Regions from separate parts of the Mus musculus genome. Here region 2 is linked to region 1. The links are chromatin loops, found by intact Hi-C in ENCODE. Cell type or tissue: left cerebral cortex. All regions are shown on one strand.

The links. Peaks named below come from ENCODE experiments on the same cell type or tissue, not always from the same donor. Only the 100,000 strongest peaks of a DNase experiment are listed, where the experiment ranks them.
Region 2: a loop joins it to region 1, with 4 times the contacts of the local background. A loop is called at or near these places in 2 of 42 quality-filtered maps.

Annotation. Positions count from the first base shown.
Region 1 is chr12:46,080,007-46,088,006 of GRCm38, reverse strand. The region is part of intron 2 of Gm33811 (a long non-coding RNA gene); the gene reads right to left. Among named protein-coding and RNA genes, the nearest start is that of Gm24948, 100 kb to the right of the region's middle. In left cerebral cortex, no CTCF peak of the experiment used is centred here; DNase peaks (open chromatin) are centred at 510, 4,349 and 4,585; H3K27ac peaks cover 1,646 bases.
Region 2 is chr12:46,320,726-46,328,725 of GRCm38, reverse strand. No RefSeq gene overlaps it. Among named protein-coding and RNA genes, the nearest start is that of Gm40416, 120 kb to the right of the region's middle. In left cerebral cortex, no CTCF peak of the experiment used is centred here; DNase peaks (open chromatin) are centred at 704, 4,413 and 5,249; H3K27ac peaks cover 890 bases.

The DNA of each region.
Region 1 (8,000 bases):
ACCTTACTAGTCCCCCTGAGTTACCTTTCCTCCTTAATAACACTGATCATGGCTGCAAAAATGATACTTTAAGATATTGTTTTTCATTCCTTTGTGAGAAACTCTGCAATGTCTCCATGACTTGCCCCCGGGCTTAATGCTGTATTGCCCTTTATCCCTTAGAACCTAGCTATCTTCCTGTAGCTAAAGGAAACTCATTGATTTTTGCCAAAGTCTCTAAGTAGCTTCTCATCTGTGGGCCTTGCATCTAGCTTATCCATCCTCATGGTAAATCTCCTGCCATTCTTCAGAATGCACCTACAATCTCATTTTCCCACTGGGGTCTACCCTCATGGTCCTAGGCAATGCTTGCACTTGATGATACACAGCCTTCCCTACTGTCCTGCATGTTCTACTCTGTTATTGTGCTTTTCCAAGAGTACACAGTGTCTTTGTACTGAGTATACTATTTACAAAATGAGTTTATTTAGCTTGCCGTGCTATGGTAAGAAATAACTTCAATCAGTTACTCACAAACTATCTTATTTCCATGAATTGGCTAAGGCTCTTCAGTGACTTGTGTTATTCTGGGTACTCCAAGCTGAATTGTTTTTGTCTGGACAGAAGAGAACAGAAGCTTCTACTTGGAAATAACACTTATCATAATCACTACCATTTCATTATCTAAAACAAATTGTATAACTAAGTCAATATAGGAAGTGTGTTTCTCCAGCAAAGGAGGGGGGAGCATCAGCTACTGGTAACTGCTAGAATCTCTTGGGCAGGCCTTCTTGTCGATTTTCATTTTGCTTTGCTTTTTTTCCCTGATAAACATTCAGTAACTAAAACAGAGCCTTGGATATAGTAATTATTAAGTAACTGTCGAATAAATGCATGAATGAAAATACACTATTTTATATGGTTTTGAATTCCCATAATCATTTAAATATGTATACTTAGTGCAATACATAAATATTATAGTCAATGCAAAAGGTGTTTCTCATTTTGGAAAAAGAAAAGAAGGTTATGGTATTGTTTTCAAAGAACAATTTATTGGTTTTAAGTTGACTTCCAGTTCAGATACATGAATATTGAAAGGATAATGAATAATAAAAAACAGGGCTTGACTGCTTGCTAATCATGTAGTTTTATAATTGGCTCCATGGTCTCATATACCTTTCTCTCTAATGGAATCAACATTGGAAGTTGCTAATGTAGGACATATTTCAAGGCTAGGCTAGGCAAATACTGTGTTTTTCTTTATTTTTTGGGTGCGGGAATTTTAGTAGGTTTCTTCTGGGATACTTTCTCTAAAAAGAATGCCAGTTGATGGCATCTTGGCGTTAGTATTCCTAATTAAGAAAAGAGTTAAAGAAGGGAGATGTCTTTTTTAGTTTCCTCCTCCACCATGGGTGGTATCTGGTTAATAAGACACACAAGAAGCTGTGACAGCTATGTTCTGACCTTGAAATCACAAACATAATGAAAAGGCAAACACATAGAGAAAAAACAAATATAGTGGTGGATAGCCATTTATCACAATTTGAGATGCTAGAATAATCTTGCAATTGACAATCTATGGAAATCTCAGTGAGTGAACTATACATATTCTCACACAGTGTTCCTGGACACTAGTTTTTATCCTGAGGTGAACACAATAGAATGGAACAAATTACTTAGGGGAAATCAACGTGGAAAAAAACCCCAAAAACTTCAGATGAAAGTATGTTTCAAAATATCAGAAATGGGTAAGAAATTATAGATCAAAATCAAACCTCTGGGATATTGGTAGTGCATTTGATTGTTTAAAATACAAGAACCTAATTTGTTTGACTAAGTGCAAACAGGAAAATATTAGAAAATATGATGATTAGTACTTGAACTGTTCCAGAGAAGTAAATTGAATAATTTTGTTATTTGTAAACCAGATGTTTGAACAATTATATGCACTTAGTTATAAATTAAAGAATTCAATTCTGTGGTTTACTAGTGCATTTGCTGGAAAATACAAGAATATAAGCAGGCCTTTGAAGTAATTTAGCATGGGTTTGAGGCTAAACATAGCTCCATAATTCCAAAGTCTTTGAGTCATAAATTTGGTTATAGCTACCAATCAATATGTGACTTTAGGTAATATGGATCACTCAAGGTGGGGAGGGCACTGGTCTTTTCTAACACAGGAAAATGGTGGGTTGCAGGAGGGCCTGCAGAAGTAATAGAAATAGCATTGCTTCTAAGGAAAAATGAATAAAATAAGGAAGGGAAGTAAAGGCATTGCTGTGTGTTCTGAGTGCTGATAAATTTAGTTAGCTAATTATTCTGAGTTAAAGTGTTATTTGTTATTTGCCTTGTGACGTAAGTATTAAGAATAAGAAAGCCTGTTTTGCCATGGCAGCTCAACTACAAGCTTGGACTAAAGTGGTTCTCTTCCTGGGTCCTATCTTTAGCATGCACTCTAGGCCATTACAACACCAATTTTGTTAAATAGCATAAATTTGCACTGGTGTTCCTCTAAAGAAGGAAAAAAAACTTTCTTGAACCTTATCAGTGAGACTTAGCCTTTTGATTTTGAATGCTTCTAAGATCTCAGGGAATTTGAGTAATGTCTGTATAGCAAAATCTGTTTCCAAGTATATCCCTAGAAACAGGCAAAATGGAAGACAAACGTATTTCCAGATTTCAGCTTTGATAAAATGATGCAGGTATAAGTCTTCCTAAATATAGAGGAGATAAAAGACTTTTGGCTTTGTCATGCTTGTCCCATGTACCCTTCTGGTGTGGAACCTTATATTATCCTCAGAGTGAACTACACGATCTGCTGTTCCAAGTGCAATAAGAAATTGTGGTTCTCCCACCAGGAATCAGATTCCAGTCTCCTCCTCAGATAGGACTGTCCCTACAACTAGTTCAAAGCCTCTAATTTGGAACATTCTCCTTACCTAGCATGAGCATAGGAAGCCAGCACATAAGTTCTCCACCAAGAGTGACTTCTTGACTGCTCTTGCTCTTAGGCCCTGGTTTTCCCCTTCATATACTTGTAACTTCCTACCCAGGTTATGAGCATCGTGGGTCATTTCTGATCCTACAATCTATTTTTACTCACTTTGTAGCTGCGCTTTAGTAGATACTATATCATAATTAGTCTTGTCCTTTGTCTCTGATGACAGCAGAAGCAAGGATAAATCCTGCTCTTCAGTTGTCAGAAGTAAAATCTTGATTAGTATTGTGGAAACAAATGTCTGGCACAGAGAACCATCCACTCATTCTCTCTGCACTCAGGTCAACATTCTCCAGGGAACTATATTTCCAGGGCTTTACAGGGACTGTAAGGATACACACACAACATGAGAAACTCCTTAAAAAGAGAAATTGTTTTCTCCATTCTGATATGTAATCCCTTTCTTTCCTGTTATAAGCTAGGGCATTGCTGTGCAATGTCACATTTGAGAAATAGCTCAACAATCAAAAAGTAATTAAAACCAATCCCATACTTTGCTGACATTTCTTGAAGATGGGCCACAGAATTTAATACATAATTCATATCAATGTCTTCACACTCTGCCACTGCCCCCAAACCTTTTCATCCACACTTTATAATCTATTCTCAGAAAATCTTACAGAAGCTCATTTTATCTGAATCCTTACTACCTTTATCCTATTCAATTTTCTGTTTTATTTTCCATAAGCATAGATCAATGTTCCCCTGATTTTTCTTATTGCAATATTCCTCCACTAGGAAGGACTGAGGATTTTCCTGAGAGGCTTAAAACTTGAAACACACACACTCATTCACAAACACAAATAAATATACACTCAATTTTACACACACACACATACACATACACAGAGAGACACACACAACACAGACACAGACACAGAGAGACAGAGGCAGAGAGAGACAAAGACAGAAACAGAGCTAACAGGCTAACACAGATAGTGAAAGACAATTTTCATAAAAGAACAAAAAGATTGGAACATGCATAATTAAACATCTTTTAACACCCCCATCTCCCTGAGAATCATTGTCAATGCCTCGGTTCACCTTTTTTTCTTTTGGGGGCTAGGAGGAGAATCAGTCTTACTGAGCTCACACAACCCTGTGCTTGGAGCAGAGAGCCAAGACTCCTTCTGTTTATTACGAGAAGGAGCTCAAGGTACTTAGTTTTAAGCTGCACCAAATCTGGTATCATTTATCTGTTTATGCTATTTTTTTTAAAGCCTTTAAAAATTCAGTGCAGAACAACAACAACAAAAAAGCAAATTGTCCTTTGATTCTATAATGGCTTTTATTCCCCAGAACTGCAGTGTGCAAATAAAAGAAAGCAAATTATGTTCTGAATTAAACTTTTTTTGCTTCAGCTAGGCTGAGTCACCTTTGACGTTATTTTTCTTTTCTTTTTTTAAAAGAGTTTCTGGCTGTACATCTAGAGCTATTTAAAAAAATGTCACATAGAAATCTGCAAACTTTAGGATGTTCTACTCCAGGCAAATAATCTAAAGAAATGGAGCTAAGCTGAATTTACCCCTTATTTCCCTAGGCTTTGGTTTCTATCCAAGTCTATCGGTATCTATAGTAGCATCCAGAATATTAAAGCACAGCCATTATAGATGTGGGCCTCTCTGGGCCTGTTGAATGCACCACAGATGGCAAAATGTGACTGGAGAGGGAATATAAATGTATTAAACTTCACCTTGCATATATCTGATAGTAGAAAGAGAACTAAATGCAATGCATATTTTAGGAAATGACTTCAGAATGTTCTTCATCCTTCTTCGTAGCCAAGCATACAAGGAGGACTCTCATTGTAGTGCTAGAGAAAAGCACGTGAGATAGAAATGCTTGGTAGACAAAGGAGAGAGATAGGCATAAACATCTTTTAGCTCCTGTCTTTTCCTATGATGTAGGGGATTTGTTCTTCTCATGAATGCTAGCTATGGGCAGTAGCAACTTCACATTTCCCTTGTGGATCCTGGGGACAGAATTCTAATGAGAAGGCAGTTGGAGGCAGAGGGTGTGTCCAGACATGGTTCACACAGATGTAGAGTAGTTTAAGGAGACTGTTCAGTACCTTGAAAGATAATGATGGTGATCATGCCAGAAGATGGCTGGCTATCATCCTGTCTCAACCTTTGCTACTTTTGGGCCATGCCTTTGTAATCCTGACCAGTGAAAAGTAGAGTTGTTACTTTAGGAATTTTTCTGAGAAGCACTAAGTAAATGAAACCGTAAGGAGAGTAGCGACATCTCCTACTCAGGATAGGATATGGGAAGAGGCATTTTAGCTGTGGCTCATGGATTCTACAGTCTATGTAACTTCTTCCTAAATTCCATCTATGTAAGTAATTAACTGTCAGATCTTCAGTAGGTACTTTGCCTCTGTGATCCCCAAATTCTTCAGTCTCTTTTTTTTGTGTGTGTGTGGGGGGGGGTGTTCAAGACAGAGTTTCTCTGTGTAGCCCTGGCTGTCCTGGAACTCACTCTCTAGACCAAGCTGGACTTGAACTCAGAAATCCACCTGCCTTTGCCTCCCAAGTGCTGGTATAAAGGCATGTGCCACCACTTCCAGGCTTCTTCAGTCTTAACAATCCCCCACCTAAGATTTTTGGCTCCATCTCTTCAAAATTTTTATGTTAAATAACACACTTGCCTGAGGTTATATGGACATGGAAATTTTGACAAAGTTCAGAAGATATTCCTTGGTACATCTTAGATGGTAATGAATTATATATAAATCACCATCACTGACATTATCATTATACCACAACCAAATATTTCTCCACATGTACCAAATTTCCATGTGCCCTATGCATCAATTAACTCAAAAAAGATGAGTGCTTGTGTTGGCCAAGACCTCGTACTGATTTGGGAAGCTGTTTGCAAAGTAGAAAGACCTACACATAAGCTGCCCATGGTGGTCTTCTGATCACTATGTGCAAAGCACCAGAAGTACTTGACTCACTGTAGAGGGTAAGCAGGTCTCACAGGAGAGAAGGCATATTTGAAGTAGTTCTAAAGGATGGACAGAGATCATCAGATGAGGATGCAATGAAAGATGGTGAACTACAAAAGATTGAGTAGCATGTTTATGGGAATCCAAAGTTGAAAGCAAAGTCAATTAGTGTTTAGTTCTTAAAAATAAAATACTCATTTGAGTGAAGGGAAATTGTCATGGATTGAGGTGGGGGACTAGCATATAGGAAAGTGAAGTGCATCTAGAGGTTTCACTAGGGCTGAGGGACTGGTGCCTATTCATGTGTGTGTATGGAAAATCCATTGGAAGACTTGTCAGGAAATGTCACCCCAGGGCTTTTGTATCTGACATGCAATTGTGGTATGTTGTGAAGGTTTTATTTGGAGGAAATTGTAGATGAGATGAAGAAACACAAATGAGAAAATTTTTACTCTAAAGAGGCATTTTAGACCAGAGCTAGTGCTGGTATAGGGAACAAGGCACAGTTCAGAAAAGGAAAGGCAAGGGACTTCTGCTGTCTTTATACCTCCATGGATACACTTAATACACCAAAAAGATATTAACTTTTCTAGATATCCCAATGAAAAACCAAACAGTTCTTAAGTAATCCATTGTTTCCACCTGGAGATAGCTTAAGTTATCTAAGGGTATTTTGAGCTTGTAAAAAATTGTTATTTTCCTCTTTTAAAAATTAGTGTTGAAAATTAAACTTCACACTTCAAAGAAAGACACCATATATACATTAATTTATTATGAAACATCACTATATTTCTACAAGTCTGCCACAATCTGAATATCTTTGAACTTGTATCCAAGGTGACCTCCTGTTCACTTTGCGTTAACTGCTGCTGTGACTCTTTTTAATAGAATATTTTCAAGGGTGCATTTGTCTACATAATCTGGTTTATAGATAGCTGAATTAAGAAGGCAGCTGACCAGAGAGAAAATATCTTTTAGAGTAGTATGTTTTCTTAGTGATTGTGAATGAGTTAGGCTAGCTTATGGTACAAACTTTTACAGAGTAAAGACTTAAAGTTAAGAGACCAAACATCAAGGAACTTCCACACCTACCTCTCTCCAAGTGAATTTTATAATAGATGCATTGTTGGAAACCAGCAAAATATTTTTAAAGCAAGCACATTTACATTTCATTTCTAACAGGGATCATTAACAAATGTATCTATATGTCTCATATGCCCAAATCACCTGCATGAACACTACACAGCACAATAATTATTCCTTAGGTCAGCACTGAAGAGAGTTGTATGGACATGTCTATCATGTGCCCCTGGGAAGATCATCTTCTCTCAGCCTCAGTTTTCTCTCTGCAACTCAGGGAAAACAACAAGAATTGTAACAGTATTTATAGTTCATCATGGGGACCAAATAAATAAAATAATAAAATGATTTGAAGTTTGGAAATTTTAGAAAAATACTACTGAGAAGAAACAATATAAAATTTTGTAAATGAAGAAGTACAAATTTCTCTTGCAATGGAAATAAAGTTATTCAATCAACTCCCTATGAAGATGAGACTTTTACTCATAGTCTGGGTTCTTTTTTTTTTCCTCAGATCAATAAGAACATCTGAACATGCACCAAAAGCATTTAATTATTATATACTAGTCATAGTACTTAAGTTGTGGCCCTAAAAGAGTAAGAAGACATGGTCTTTCCTAGAAAACTTAGTGTCTATGGTATAAAAAGTACTTAAACTACTAATTACAGTGCAAGCTAGAAGGTAGTGAGAGGTTGGTGATCTATAGACATGCCAGTGCTTGCTACCTCACAGAGTAGAAAACTTACATATATTCATAAAAAGCTGATGTTAGAATGTCAGCTATCTCATAAACAGAGGATTGGAGAGTGTGGTACATATTTTTATTAAGAGTGAGTTCTATTGCAAGCTTGTACAACTACTCTGAAAGTCAGTCTGGAGGTTCCTCAGAAAATTGGACATAATACTATCGGAGGGTCTAACAATACCTCTCCTGGGCATATACCCAGAAGAATTTACAACAGGTAATAAGAACACATGCTCCACTATGT
Region 2 (8,000 bases), 240 kb before region 1:
ACTACTTTAAGGGGTAATTTTTACATTGAAACCCAAACTCTGCCCCATAGTTATTGAATATGCTCCACCTTACATGCTGAATTATGATGTCCAGAAACAGTTCCTTAAAGAAGATTCATGTGGATGCTATTAGAGAATACGTAATACATAGGGCCATTGAACATAACTCCTGCTCCTCTTTCTATTCTGTTGAAGTCAAGTAACAGCAAATCCAAGATCTTGGCCCAATCTTTGTACTTAACTGTCTCCTAGAAAGATCATCTACAGACTTCATTTACTTCATAACTCTATGTCTCTCTCCCCCAATCTATATCTCCCCCTTGGTCTGTGTAACTTTCTCTTTCTTACACACACACACACACACACACACACACACACACACACACACACACACAGAGGCTGGAAACATAAGTACATGCATATCATATCCTAAGTGATTCTGTTCCTAAATGTGCATGGACAATATGTGAAAAATAATTTTAAAAGCTCAAAAGTAAAATATACTCAAGAGAATAACTGCTAAGAAATTATAATCTAACCAATTAAACTTTCATGTGTCATGACTCTTACACTCAGAGATTTGAACAAAGGAATCAATCTCATGTGAATTCCATTAGTCATTCTGGCTGGTATTTTAGACTAAAGTAAGTAAAAATAGGCAGAACCAAGCAAGTCCTGTGAATCATAAGCTGTTTCCTTATTTCAAAAATACCAGTCCCTTTGTGGAAGTCATCTGGGATCCCCACTCTGTGAGTTTATGAAAACATTGGAGATATTCATTGGATATTCAATTCATTCCATCGTATAGAATCATCATTTTTATAAATATCATATCATTAACCATCATCACACAGAACAGAATTCAAAATGTATATAAGCTTTATGCCATCTCTCAGGAAATAATTGGAGAAAACAGTGGACTGGCTTGGTCCAAAAGAATGACCTCAATCGAGATTCTGTCTAGAATAGCAGTGTTTGTCACTATTGATCTCTAAATGCCTTCAGCCTGTCACCACAGTGTTTCTTCAGCCAACAAGTCTGTGCTTGCACTTGTAGAGGATCATTTCTATGTTCTAGGACTTTTGCTACTGTTTGGACATTTTTCACATTGAATTTGTCATTAAAGTTATGTATTAAGCGTCTATTGATTATTTTACTAAAGAGTTTTATTTGTTTTAAATAAACTTTGGGTGCATCCTTGCTATCACAGTAGGCATGTCCAATTGTCTGGTCTTCTGTTTTTGTTTTCCTCCAGTGAGAGGAAAAACAAAACATTCATGCTGCTTCTGTTGATGTGCTCTTTACCATACAGTAGGATTGGAAAGACATTACATACTCTACTATTAGTCAGAAAAGAACCTTCTCTATGGAGTGGGAATTGGACCACTGCATTAAATAGTTTTCTGGACCTAGCAGTTGGGAAGAAGAAAATTCACTTACCTCATAGCTTGTCTTTGTGAGTTGCTATAGCAGTGCTAAGAGAACATATCAGAGGAAACCAGAAAAACAATGCCATTATATAAGTTAAAAATATCTAGAGGAGAGATTGAGTATATTCTTTGCCTAAGTAAAATTCTCTTGGCCTTTTTATTATATTACTATGTAACAGTGTATGTGTATGCATGTGTGTGTGTGTATAAATCAATAGGGAAGGTTGTTTGACCCAATTAACATTATCTGTTTTTTAAAAAAGTAATCATTAATACCCCCATCTGTGGCAGGTGGGAGAGCTGTTCCTGCCCCTCAGCAGCTGTAGCCCTTGGGAGAGTGGGTTCTGCACTTCACCTGGACAACCCGGTAGAGCTGACCCTGGTATCAGAGTCAAGGATGAGCTGGCCTCATTAGTTCTCCACTGTGCTTGGGTGAGGGAGAGACATCCTCTGTTCCCTGCACAGGCTACAGCATATTAGACAGTGGGCAACCTTTTGGAGTGGTCCTAGTCATGGGGGAAAGCCATCCCTGCAGGTATGAGTACAGGAGGGCTGGTTCCTAATCAGTAACAGCATTGGGTGAGCTAGGTGGGGCAATGCCGGAGAGTTAACATTAGTGGTGTGAGTGTGCATTAGGTGGTGAGCTCAGCTACCACCTGGGCCCAGATCCAGGGCTTTGAGTAGGTCCAGTCCAAGATCTATAGCATCTATGAACTGCTGGAACACATGGAATGGCTGGTCCTACATATTCAAAGCTGCAGAATATGTATGACACAGGACAACAACAGACTATCAGAGTGGAATACAGATGAGGGTCCAGAATTGTTGGTGTAACAGAAGCCAAAAGCCTTGAAGTGCTAGAACCCAGACAAATAATTTATTTAAATAATCATTTGTAAGTGTGGACCAAAGAGTATACTGTAGGACAAACTGTGACATACTGCAGCTTCCACAATAACTATGCTTTTCTTTTGTAGGGAAGGTTGCAAGGTCAGAGGGTAGGCACAAAGGCACAAAGAGATGAATGCAATTGGGGTGCCTGGTGTGAAATTCACAAAGGATAAAAAAAAGTTAAATAAAAGATATTGGTCAAAAACAAGAAAAAAAAGAAGAATGTAAAAGAAAGAAGGAAAGAAAGAAAAAGAGTGAGAGAGAGGGAAGGAGGAAGAGACATAGGGATGTGGAACATTCATTTCCATCATTATCCATCGTTATCAGGACAGCATTGGCATGTGGATTCTCTACTAAGAGCTTAAAACCTCTAAGGAATACATTTTAACTACTTAAAATTTATTATATAATAACAATATACTAGTTCTCAGGAAAGTGAGAGTTGGGTTTCTTTAAGGATGTATGTAGTCCCTGGATGCACCCACATGCAAGTAGATGATGATGCACTGACATACAAACTCATGGCACTAAGCAGACTCGGTAGGTGAAACAAACAGGCAAACAAACCTCCACCCCCCCACAACAACAACAACAACAACAACAAAAGCCCCATGGAATTGGAAAAGAATGGTGGTAGAGGGTATAGGGAAGATGAGGAGTAGAGTGTGTCTGTTTTTGAACCATATCATATGTGCATATGAAATCTTCAAACAAAAATAAATTGAAAGGTTGAATAATTGAGGTATGTTTTTCTATTTTCCTTCTCTTGCACCCCGACTGTCCAATAATGAATGAATTGTTAGCTTTCATAGAATGACTAAGAACATAGCATGTTTCATTTTACTCATATCAGTTGTGAATTTCAATGTATTTACTATTTAATGTATTTAATTTGGAAAGGAATGAAATCAAACATGGTTTCACTATTGGAGGTAGCATAATAAACTGATCTATAAAATGTAAACTCATTTATTTTCTTTGTTTTTCTTTTTACATATTTTTCTAAATGTTACCATTTTCAGTAACAGAGCTTAGAAATGTTTCTTCATGGATTTGTTCCATATATTCATTTTTTATCTTCTATTACCAGAAAAATAACAATAAAGATGTTCAAAAAGTTGGACTTCTTACAGTGCTACTGACATTGCATGTGGAACAATGCCCTGAACATGAAACTTCTCTGAATTTCCATTGTACCTTTTGCTGGGGCTGTTAATGGAGTTTACCTCCATAAAAGGGCAGGGTAAGACAAGTTACACCAAGGTCTTTGATGAGTAGATTGAGGAGAAAAGAGTAGATATTCTCAATCAAACACAAAAGCAAGTTATGCAGTGACCCCCCCCCCCCCCCCCGCCCCAGGCGTGTGCCTGTGAGGATTTCTCCTTTTCACTTTGAGTAACAAAGACGGGAAATCACTTTTGCTATAATTTTGCCATGATAGCTAAGCTACTATTTGCTGTATAAAATGAAACAATTTTTGGATCGTGTTGTTTGTTAGCAAACTCTTCTTCCAAGGTCTGCATCTTGTCAAAGATGGGTTCTTCTCAACAGCTTTGAGTTGATACTACCAAAAGCTGTCATAGAAAACAGAACACACATAATGAATTTTCTAGTTTCTCTATTCTCTTCATAAAGCGAGGTAGGTAGATGGTGTACAGTGTTAGGCATTAATCTCCTGCTTCATATTAAAGATCTCAAAGGGATAGGGCTGTGGTATAAAACCGGCAGTATTCATTCAGTAGCCTCTGCAGAATAAAGCCAGTGCAAATCAAACTGCACATTTTCAGTATCTTGAAAACGCAAATCTGCAAAGACCATTCACCTAGACTTCAGTATTCACTGTCAGCAGCCCTGCTTGCTACTCTTAAGAACCAAAACCAGCCTTCAATTAAATACCTAACCTGTGGGGGTGAGAGAGTTGGGTGATAAATGTACTCTCACTTCTAGCAACTAATGGATCTTTTTTTCCTCCCCCAAAGAAAGAGAAACAGAGCAAATCTCCAAGGCTGAGCTTTTGGAGGTGGGTGAAATTTCTTCCTAACACTACACCTAATTATCTGTGTGTACCATCAGCAGAGATTCTCAAGGTAGTGCTTATTGAAACTGACCTGGTGGGCATGCCGGGTCTTAAGGATGAATGAAAAATAACTCTGCTGAACGCTGCTGAATATGTGATAATGTAATTAGTATTCCTGCCAACAGAATTGAAAATGAGATGTTGCATCTCTAGGGACTTTTACAAGTCTCTGTAAATAGTTTTTCTTAAAATATACAAGATACATATGGGCTAAGCAAAAAGGTTCACTCTAAATTAAAATGCTATTATGCTACAGATGATGTAGGTGAAGGGCTTACCAAATCTTCACTTGCAGATTGACAAGGCAAAGCTATCATTTACATATTCCTTAAGTATATTGAGCCCCAAAGGCATTTGGGTTCTTCAAAGAAAAATAAAAGCCATTTGGGTTAGAAATAACACACTAGAGGAATATAATAAAAAACCATGGCTAGTATCTCCATGACTCTAAAAATAAAAGTTAACATTTATGTGATAAAGGAAAAGGAATTCTTGGGGATAAGTTACTTTCTTTCACATTTCAAAATCATGATTTTTTTTTAAAAAGGATGGTGTTTCAAAATTATGGAAGAATGCTGCCTCGATTTGTTTAAAAGATTAAGTCATTTACTGTATTGGCACCAAATCAAGTGAATCTAATCAGTTTTCCCTTGGATATGTTGGTAACTTAGAATTTAAATGTTAATGAGTTCCATTCGGATTATTTACATACAGGTGCATAGGAAATAATCCAGTGGGTTGTTGCCCAATATCTGCAAGCTAAAACTGCACAGACAAGAATTTTATGTTTTTCTTTCTCCCTGAGCATTTGTAAAGGATGAGTGAGCTTCCTTCAGTCTCAGCAGGACTTCCTCTGTCTGGTTGGGTTTCAACACAAAATGATTTCCTCCTCAGAAACAAGCATACAATGCCAGGCCATCTCTTACTGCAACTAGGAATAGAGCTGTATGTTCGTGGCTAAAGTTTCAAGTCAGGAAAATATCTCAAAAGCCTACACTTAGTGGTGTGACTACAAACTGAAATGCATGGAGCTGCAGGTCCGCAGCACCTCAAGAATTTTGCTCGTTGCCACTAAAAAACTGTGTAGCTCCAGAAGCTTCAGTTTTGACCTGTTTAATAATAATAATAATAATAATAATAATAATAATAATAATAATAATAATAATGATAATAATAATAATGTAGTTGGAACCAATTTCTTTTTCATGTATCCAAGTCTGCTGTAGGCTGACTAGTTGCCCACTGCTGTAGACCTGTAGAAGGGAAGCTGAATATGCAATATTGCCATGAAGATTATTTTCAAGTTGACGTCAATGGAAAAGCAATATATGTATATACTATTTACAGAGACTTGTAAAAGTCCCTAGAGATGCAACATCTCATTTTCAATTCTGTTGACAGGAATACTAATTACATTATCACATATTCAGCAGCATTCAGCAGAGTTATTTTTCATTCATATATATATATATTTAAATATATTTTTCATTCATATATATATATTTAAATATATATAAATATATATATTTAAATTTCCCTTTCCACTGGTTGCCTAAAAGCAGGATAGAAATTTAGAACCCTTCATTGTTGATGATGAAGGGCAGAGCCGATTCCTGAAGATTCTTTGTAATCTGCTCATTTTGGAAATGACTCCAGAAGAATCTACTAATGGACTTTACTAACTAGCCATATCTACCATGAAGCTCTGCATTGATCTCCTGAAACTTCTTGTCTCTTGAGACAAAGCATCTTTTTTTTTAATTGGTTCTGTGACATTTCTGAAAATCTTTTGTGGGTATCATGCCATACATAGAGAAATACACCTTCCCTGAGGAGCACACATGTGTCAGATGTGTGCTATTATGTATGACAATAAGCTTTCTTGGTTGTTCTCTTGGTTATGTTTGCTACAAAAAGCATAGAAGGTGCTATGATCTACTTACATTCCCTCTGGATCCAGGTAATGCCAATGAGATGCTATTAACCAACAAGGCCAATAAGAAGCTAGGAGGAACAGGACTTGGTGGATCATGCTTATGATCTCAGCACTTGGGAGGCTAGAACAGGAGGGTTGTCATGGACTTGCGGTCATCATGACTGACATAGTGGATTTCAGGCCAGCTTGGCCTACAGAATGAGTTACTCTTTTGAAAACCAAAACGTATAAATAAATGAAGGTTTCATGCTATGTCTAGCTAGCTTTTTCTTGTGCTTTCTCTCATATTTTTTTTTTCTTCTGCCCTTTGAAAATCTCCATCTGCCCTGACCTTCTTTTTGGTGCTCCTGGCTTAGACATTTCTTCCTTTTATTTACTTTTTTGTTTGTTTTTTGAGACAGAGTTCTTTAGCCCAGGCTCTCCTGAAACTCACTGTACCACTGAACATGTCCTTGAAATTCTCATCCTTCTGGCTGACCTTGCCAGTGCTGAGGTTAGAGGCATGCAGCAGTATATCCAGCTGCAAATACTTCTTCAACACATCAGCTTCCCCTTTTAAAGAGTGAATAGACACTATTTATCAAACAGTTATAATGGAACAGATGCTAAAATGGGGTCTTTCTATGCATACATCTCTCTGTGGTGATATGCCTATAGCCCTAATACTATTCAATATCTCATTCATTCACACATTCATTGTTTCATTTAATATATTCATTGAATACTGTCATATATCTAATATTTTATTAAATGCTAGAGATACAATAGAGAGTAGAATGGAGCTTTTGACTTTAAACAAGAACTATGATAAGAGTTACCTACAATTCTTTGTTTATCCTTGGTTTTATAAACAATACAAAATAAAATTTCTAAATACATAGAAGCTTGAGTTAAAGATGGAAAACCTGAGAAGCCTGAGAATTTGTTTAACAGAGCTAACTTTAAGGGTGTTCTGGAAAGGGTTACAAATTGTCATCCACCCTTCTCAGGTTTTGCATTACTATTGGTCCACTAGCATAGTAAAATCTGGGTCCAGGAAGCATTGAGATTCAACTGCCTACTTATCACAGCCCATTTCACATGCATCTCCCTCTTTCTCCATTTCTTCCTTCCAGAATCATCTTGTCAGAAAATTCATTGTAGGCCTCACACAATTTATCTTAAAAGATTAGCATCTTTGAGCTGTGTGATGACTGTTACAAAATTAGCATATTATTGAAGCACAGGATTTCAAATTCGGTGATTCAGAAATAGGAAAATTCTGCCCAGGAAATGGTTTTCCTGAAACATAACATTATAGAACCCACTAGTGAGGATTCATTTATGAAGAAAGATGCCACTGTTCTTAGCCATGTCTGCAGAAAACTAGTATAGTAGAGTCAAACTAACAAAGCAATTTCTTAGCATATGTATTTCTTAGGTCCTATTTTGTAAACGCAATGTACATCATCTTTAATCAAGGTTAATTTCAGAAATGAGGATTTGGGCATCTGAAAGGGTATTAGCTAGAAAGGTTGATAAAGACATCTGAAAGGAAGGGAAGTAAACTTCTTTTCCTAAGGATGTGTCCTGGCACTCAGGTCTTTATCCTGACAGCATACAGATTTCCTGACTTTCAAACTGACACCCATAAATATTCTTGCTCAGTGGGTCTTTGGGTTCCCCG